2 separate regions of the Homo sapiens genome follow, and region 1 is linked to region 2. Evidence: chromatin contacts called from ENCODE Hi-C or POLR2A ChIA-PET data. All regions are on one chromosome and are shown on one strand. The core of a region is the stretch at or near the end of the contact, and the rest is flanking DNA. Distances in the headings are between cores, read along the strand shown.

Region 1 (3,920 bases), core at 1,287-3,786, 150 kb after region 2:
AGTGTATATACTTTTGGCAAGTCATACAGCTCAAATGTGATGAGATTTCTGATGTTAGAGGGAGATGGAGAGGCTTCCTGATGCCTCATCTGCAGGGTCCTGTGCCTCTGAAGTTCTAGCCATGAGGTTTCCAGGTAGGACAGCTGCTCCCCAAGCCTCCTGAGGACACAGGAAGAGACGGAAGGAGCACCTTGACAGACTTGTGTGAGTCTTCTCGAAGGAGGGTTGACTCAGAACCCAGAGACAATACAAAACCCCTCACTTCCTCTGAGAGGGCCAAATGCTGTGAGTCTGAAGTATGTGCCTGGTGTGAAATGATCTATGGCCTGTTTCTTACACAGGAAGCCCCCTGAACCTCCTGTACATGTGTTCATGTTCCCAGCCAGCTCTGAGACCCAGGAACCAAATATTCCATTTTGGCTTCTGCTAGAGCAGTCATGGTTCCTCTCCTAAAAGCCATGGGCAGCAGTTTCCGAGGGCCTGCATGATCCACCTGCTGCACGATCCTATGAGGGCTTCCTGTGGCACACAGCCCTCTGGGTGCTTGGGAACTAGCTTCAGGCACAGCCTGATTCTGGTGATCCAGTGATCTATGGAAGTCGTGTCTTACTCCAGGTGAAGGGGGAAAAAAAAAGCCTATACTTTGGCAGGTTATGAACTTTGAATGTGATGAAATGACACGTTTGGCTGCATTTGGATGGTGTCTTAGAACCCTCATTGCTCAGACCTGAAGGCTACTTCTAGGAGCATGAAGTTTGAGTTTTGTGTTTTTCCAAAGGATACTTCCTTGGCCCTTTTTCTTTATTGACTAGACCACCAGAGGAGGATGTGTGGGATTGTAGGCAAACCCACCTGTGGCATCACTGAAAATAAATTTGATCATACCTAAGAGGTTAGGAAATGGTGCCATTCCCACCTTAGAGTGCTACATAGGTGCTTTGGGCGTATGTAACATTAGTGTCCTTCCTTGAAGCCACAAGCTAGTTTTCTTAGTTTTAAAATCCTGTTGTATGAATGGCATTTGTATATTAAAACACTTTTTTAAAGGACAGTTGAAAAGGGCAAGAGGAAACCAGGGCAGTTCTAGAGGAGTGCTGGTGACTGGATAGCAGTTTTAAGTGGCGTTCACCTAGTCAACACGACCGCGTGTGTTGCCCCTGCCCTGGGCTCCCCGCCATGACATCTTCACCTTGCAGCTTGTGCTGAGACTGACCCAAGTGCAGCTAGCACTGGGACACAGATCCTTGTCTTCAGCACCTTCCAAGGAGCCAACTTTTATTCCCTTTCCTCTCTCCCCTCCCCACCTCGCTTCTTCCCAATTTAGTAACTTAGATGCTTCCAGCACATACGTAGGTAGCTACCCCAGCCGGTTTGGATTACAGGCCTGTGCTGGAACATCATCTCAGTTGGCCACCTTCCTGGCAGGCTGTAGACCTGACATTTTGAGACAAGCCTAGAGGAGTCAGGAGCAGGGACTTTGACTCTTAGGAAGAGCACACATGAGGGCAAGGCTGCTGGCAGACGTCTCCATTGTCCTTATGTTGTCTGTGTTGTATTTTTTTTTTTTTATTGACCATGGTGATTATTTTTTTAAACCATCGTTAATATACTGAAGTGAGCTATAGCACATATCATGTGCTTAGTTTGTTTATTTTTCTCCATCTCCCCTTGGCTTCCTAGAGTTTGGACATATTCCAGGCTAAATGCTTTTACTCAAGACTACAGAAAGGTTTGAAGTAGTGTGTGCATGGCATGCACGTATGTAAGTAATCTGGGGAAGAAGCAAAGATCTGTTTCATTCTTAGCCTCAGGCCTCATGAGGGTCTCCACAGGGCCGGAGCTCAGGTTACACCACTCCTTCGTCCTTACAGGAGATGTAGGGAGAAGAATCTGCAGGCTGCTTGTAGGACTGTTCACCAAGGGGGATACCAGCAGCAAGAGAGTGCACCCGTTTAGCCCTGGACCCTGTTTCTTACTGTGTGACTTGGCTAGAGTTGGGAGTTCCCCCAAAATAAACGTGTCCCCATTTTACCAGAACCAAACCTCAACACAGCGAAGCTGTACTGTCTTTGTGTGGCAAAGATGTTCCCTTGTAGGCCCCTTTCAGGTAACCGTCTTCACAATGTATTTTCATCACAGTTTAAGGAGCATCAGCCGCTTCTCAAGTGGGTAGGGAAAGCAGAAAAACGTACGCAAGAGGACATGGATCCAAAATGATGATGAAGCATCTCCCATGGGGAGGTGATGGTGGGGAGATGATGGGCTAAACAGGCAACTTTTCAAAAACACAGCTATCATAGAAAAGAAACTTGCCTCATGTAAACTGGATTGAGAAATTCTCAGTGATTCTGCAATGGATTTTTTTTTAATGCAGAAGTAATGTATACTCTAGTATTCTGGTGTTTTTATATTTATGTAATAATTTCTTAAAACCATTCAGACAGATAACTATTTAATTTTTTTTAAGAAAGTTGGAAAGGTCTCTCCTCCCAAGGACAGTGGCTGGAAGAGTTGGGGCACAGCCAGTTCTGAATGTTGGTGGAGGGTGTAGTGGCTTTTTGGCTCAGCATCCAGAAACACCAAACCAGGCTGGCTAAACAAGTGGCCGCGTGTAAAAACAGACAGCTCTGAGTCAAATCTGGGCCCTTCCACAAGGGTCCTCTGAACCAAGCCCCACTCCCTTGCTAGGGGTGAAAGCATTACAGAGAGATGGAGCCATCTATCCAAGAAGCCTTCACTCACCTTCACTGCTGCTGTTGCAACTCGGCTGTTCTGGACTCTGATGTGTGTGGAGGGATGGGGAATAGAACATTGACTGTGTTGATTACCTTCACTATTCGGCCAGCCTGACCTTTTAATAACTTTGTAAAAAGCATGTATGTATTTATAGTGTTTTAGATTTTTCTAACTTTTATATCTTAAAAGCAGAGCACCTGTTTAAGCATTGTACCCCTATTGTTAAAGATTTGTGTCCTCTCATTCCCTCTCTTCCTCTTGTAAGTGCCCTTCTAATAAACTTTTCATGGAAAAGCTCCTGTGCCAGGAGCTCAGTCTGATTCTTGCTGCTGTCTCTGGGTGGAGAGAAGATTTAAAAGGGAGCCGAGGCGGGGGTCCCAGGGACTTCAGGGCTCAGGAGGACCAGAGGAAAATGTCTGTAAGCCCAGATATACCTTGACCAATGATGTACCAGGCCACATTCTGCTGTGGTCCTCATGTAATACCCAGCTGCCCTCATTCACTCACCAAGGGCAACATGCAGTGCCAGCAGAAGCCCCTGGGCCATCTGCACAAAGGTCAAAAGTTTCTCAATGGGTGTATCTCGCTATTCCGCAAACCTAAACACCATGTGTCCCACTGATGCTATCTCTGCAGTGCCATTTTATATTTTACTTCCTCTGTACCCCGAGGCCTTTGGCAAATGAATGACACCAACCCAACCTCAAGCCCTGCCACCTCTTGCCTCTGCTAGTCCCTCCTAGCCTGATTCCTCCATATTGTCAGGGTGTCTTAAATGCCACCAGATTTGTCTTCCCACAGGCATGGAGGTTCACAAGTAACTAACTTGGTTTCCACATCTGCCAGCTCAGATGACTGTTAGCACCTGTGAAAATTCATTTTGAATTCAAAACACCCAAGGAGAAAGGGACTTCAAAGTTGTTTCCTTGGCTAGATCTTACACTGACCCCAGAAGATGTGGATAAAGAATGGATAAAGAAAAACGCTGATTAAAATGTAAACTGTTGGCCAGGCGTGGTGGCTCAACACCTGTAATTCCAGCACTTTGGGAGGCAGAGACAGGCAGATCACTCGAGGTCAGGAGTTTGAGACCAGCCTAGCCAACATGGCGAAACCCCGTCTCTACCAAAAAATACAAAAATTAGCTGGGTGTGGTGGTGCACGCCTGTAGTCCCAGCTACTTG
Region 2 (3,871 bases), core at 652-3,151:
TAAAGATATTCTCCTATGTTTTCTTCTAGAAGCTTTATTTCCCATGCACATCTTCATACTCTAACTATGTGTATATGTATCACTAAGTATATATAATTTTTTTAGTTTTAGATTCGATACAATGTAGCACATATTCTGCAACTTATTCTTTGCACTCAGTAGTGTATTTGAGAGCTTAATCTTTGTTGATACATGTAGCTCACATTCATTCACTTTCACTGTAGCAAAGTTAATTACACTGTGTACATAGATCATGATGTATTTACCCTTTTTCTTGCTGATGGACATTTAGGTTGTTTCCAATGATCATCACCATAAGTAATGCTTCTATGAACATGCATGCACGTGCCTCCTGGTGTGAGAGTGTCTCTGGGATACATGCTTCACAGACCAGGAGGCTGTGATTTGGAAGCTGTAGAAACTCTGCACTTGGAGGGGGTGCCTCTGGGGCTGTTGAGGAGTAGGACTGGTGAGATAGACCAGTGAGTGGGTGGAGTGGGGGTGCTACATAGTCCTGGCTCTGGGCCCAGACCCCTGTTTCATCCAGAGCAGATTTGCTTTCATGCTTTATAACCTGGGGTTCTGTTTAACTCTTTGTTTGAAAAATCAGTTCTGCTTTAAAAAAAATAGATTTCTTTTAAACAAGTGACTGTGTTAAGACATTGTTCCCAAAGGGTTATAGGTTAAAAAAAAAAAAAAAAAGGAGTCTAGGTTTGGTGGCTCATACCTGTAATCCCAGCACTTTGGGAGGCCGAGGCAGGCAGATTGCTTGAGCTCAGGAGTTCAAGACCAGCTTGGTCAACATGACGAAACCCCACCTCTACAAAAAATACAAAAAATTAGCTGGGCATGGTGGTGCGCACCTGTAGTCCCAGTTACTTGGGAGGCTGAGATGGGAGGATTGCTTGAGCCTGGGAGGTGGAGACTACAATGAGCCATGATTGTGCCACTGTACTCAGCCTGGGTGACTGGGTGACAATGCAGGACCTTGTTTCAAAATTTAAAAAGGATGAGCCCTTCAGCCTTCAGCCTAAAAGTCTGCTCACCACTATCACTCTACATTGTGAATTAACCCTTCACGTGCAGCCCTCCCTCTTCTCATCCCCAGCTAGACGGCTTATTGGTGTATCCTCAACTGTCCAGCTAATAGGCTTGTTGATACGTTGATTCACTGATGAATGACCCTTTGAATAACTTGGCAGCATCATCTCATATTTGTACATTGTACAGTTCACAAAACAGGTTCATAGCTATCCTTTGCTTCAAAACTGCCAACACAGAGCCTCAAGGATTATGTGGTGGAAGAATCACTATCCTCACTTCACAGAGGTGATCCTAGGTCTCGGGGAGATGAGGAGGCTTGAGGTCTTGTGACTGGGTGCTGGCAGATTGGAACTTGGACCCAGGCCTTTGAATCCCGGCATTGTGCCAACTCCACTGTTGAGTGTGGCCTGAAAACACGGCCTTAATCCAGCCGTTAATTAATAACTAACTTGTGTGTTGGCCTCTGCAGTTTACAAAGTCTCTCCCTTAGGTCATTTCTTTTAATCTCCACAATCCTTTGGTGGCTGGATGTTGTTATTATTTTCCCCCAACCTGTCCCTTTGCAAAGAGGGGAAACTAGTGCTCAGAGGGTTGAAGTGTCTTACCCAAGGGCACACAACTATGGCTACAGAGCTACACTCAATACCCAGCTTCCAGCTTCCCTGTCCTCTGTTCCCCATCCTCTGTTCCATCCCTCACTTTTCTTCCCATGGGCAGGCCCTGGAGATGTCTGAGCATGTGGGCTTTTCAGCCACCCTCCAGCAGCCTGAAGGCCTGGCTCTCCTGGGCAGGCCCAGGAAACGCCTGGCTCAGTGGTGCTGAGCAGCCCCTCCCATGAGGCCTCGAGTTGTTTTTCTTATCTAAATAAACTCTACACAAACATGGGCACATTACTCATGTGTGAGTTATTTGCGATAGCATAGCCCAGAGATGGGGAAATCAGTTCACACTGGAACTATGTCTCAACCTGGTCAAAAAACAAATGGGGAAATGGAGTTCTAGGCCCAGGGCAGCAAAACTCAAACCCACACCCCATCTCAAGCCCAGGGAAAACTTCTGCCCCTGGTCACATGCTCTGTGGACCCCACTGGAGGGAAGACAGAACCCACCTGTGCCTAGGGAAGGACATGAGGGAGCTCCAAGGGGTGGGCTCTCGCTTCCAAGGCCAGCCTCTCTTCCCACAGGCCATCTTGAGGAAAGACAGAGACACACCCGCAGAGCAGGAGATCTCTGCTTTATCCTCTAAGCATTTTGCAAAATGAGTGCTGGAATCCATACCTGGTCCTTCTCCCCACATGTAATTAGATTCCTTCAACTTTTGGACTTGGATCTTTCACCAGAAGGCCTTGAGATCAGGGGAGGGGCTTAAGGAGCTGCTATATAAATGAAGACGTGTAACTTAGCTCAGTGCCTGGCAGGGACCGGCTGCTTTCATTACGGTTGAGGGGCAGTTGTTTGTGTGTGTGATGGGAAAGAGAGATGATGCTAAAAGCTGTTTATCTTGGCCCACCATCACATACCTTCCCAAAGGCTTACACACCCACTCTCTCAGGCATGTTTATTACCTCATCATTTAGGTGAGGGCCTCTCAGAGAAGTTCTATGATGTGCTGGAGGTACCCACGGGATGTCAGTCATAAACCATGGAATGTGGGTTTTGTGTTTGCAAAGGGCTCTTGGACACAGGATCTCAAAGGAATTCTTGACAGAGCTAGAAAAAGAGCCTTAGCCCCCTGACCCCTAGATCAGCAGATTTTGCTTCCAGAAAATGTTTCTAGGATGCCCAGCTCTCTGGATATGACTCATATTGGTCCCAAGGAATGACAGCCCTGCACATGGCTTCTGCCCCAGGGCTCTGGAACTGTGCTGCCTGGCCCCTGTGGTCACAGGGATTCCTTGCTCCTCTTTACCAGCTTCAGACCAAGGGACTCGAGCTTGGAGAGGCTGTGGTTACTGTGCTGCGTGGGTCTTGTCCTGGAGACCTTGTGTGATTCATCTTCGTGTTCCCACAGGGACTGTCACTAAGACAGGGCTGGGTTAAGACCCTTAGATATCCTGAAAGATCAGTCCTCCCTCATATGAAATTCAAAGAAAAACAATTCTAAATCTGAAAAAAATGCCACCCATCCATGTGGGCTGAGCTCAAAATAGCTTCCTTCTAGAGATTTTGATTGCAAAATCCTGGATGAATGCAATAAAGCTGAACTTTTTTCCTTGGCCTAGGAGTGGGGCAAGGAAGGGAGGGGTTTTGCCATTGGTCTAAGCACCTACTTGCTCTGCTTCCTGAGTCACCCAGATTGCCAAGGGGGTCTTGTACGTGGTAGATGTCAGCCCACGTCTTCTAAATTGAATGACGTGTGCCTGTTTCCCAGAAGAGGAATAAATCCAAGCAATAATGTGTCAAAGTATGGGCACAGAGTCTGAGCCAGCAAACACACACACACACACCCATGTGCACCCGTGCACACACAAACACAAGCCCATGCAGGTACACAGAGGGGAAGGGGAGCGGGGGGAGGGGGGAGGAGGGAGGAGGAAGATAATGTGTGGGGACCCAGCAACCTTTCTCAGTTCCAGTTTAAATGAACAGCAAAATAAAAACATGTTGTTCTCTCTCATAATTAATAGATGTGCTTGGAGTTTCACCTCTTGCCAGGCCCCTCCCCTGGTGCTAACTGACCCTTTATGGACAAGGTTTCCACAGAAGTATCAGCTACTAACCCTGAACCACGTGGCTGGAAGGCTGGGCCTGGAACCTTTAACTTCACGGAAGATGCACCTCCACAAAGGGTTTTTAGAATTTCCTGTTGCAGCCCCAAGAAGAGGAA

Evidence for each region. A loop is a pair of places that touch in the nucleus more often than their neighbours do. ChIA-PET counts read pairs that join two places held with the same protein, here RNA polymerase II (POLR2A).
Region 1: POLR2A ChIA-PET joins it to region 2 with 10 read pairs in activated B cell. The contact joins two enhancer-like sites. A Hi-C loop is called at or near these places in 2 of 168 maps with a recorded cell type or tissue (CD4-positive, alpha-beta memory T cell and ascending aorta). POLR2A ChIA-PET finds 5 or more read pairs at or near these places in 6 of 52 experiments (A673, BJ, activated B cell and 2 more).

What each region holds. Positions count from the first base shown.
Region 1 is chr15:67,192,140-67,196,059 of GRCh38, forward strand. SMAD3 (SMAD family member 3) reads left to right here. Exons shown (of 9, transcript NM_005902.4): 9 at 1-3,030. Among named protein-coding and RNA genes, the nearest start is that of SMAD3-AS1, 47 kb to the left of the region's middle. Within about 2 kb of position 2,537, at least 8 of the 41 ENCODE cell types and tissues checked have a DNase peak (open chromatin) inside an H3K27ac peak, as active enhancers do.
Region 2 is chr15:67,047,006-67,050,876 of GRCh38, forward strand. All of the region lies in intron 2 of SMAD3-DT (SMAD3 divergent transcript), which reads right to left. Among named protein-coding and RNA genes, the nearest start is that of SMAD3-DT, 15 kb to the right of the region's middle. Within about 2 kb of position 1,902, at least 21 of the 41 ENCODE cell types and tissues checked have a DNase peak (open chromatin) inside an H3K27ac peak, as active enhancers do.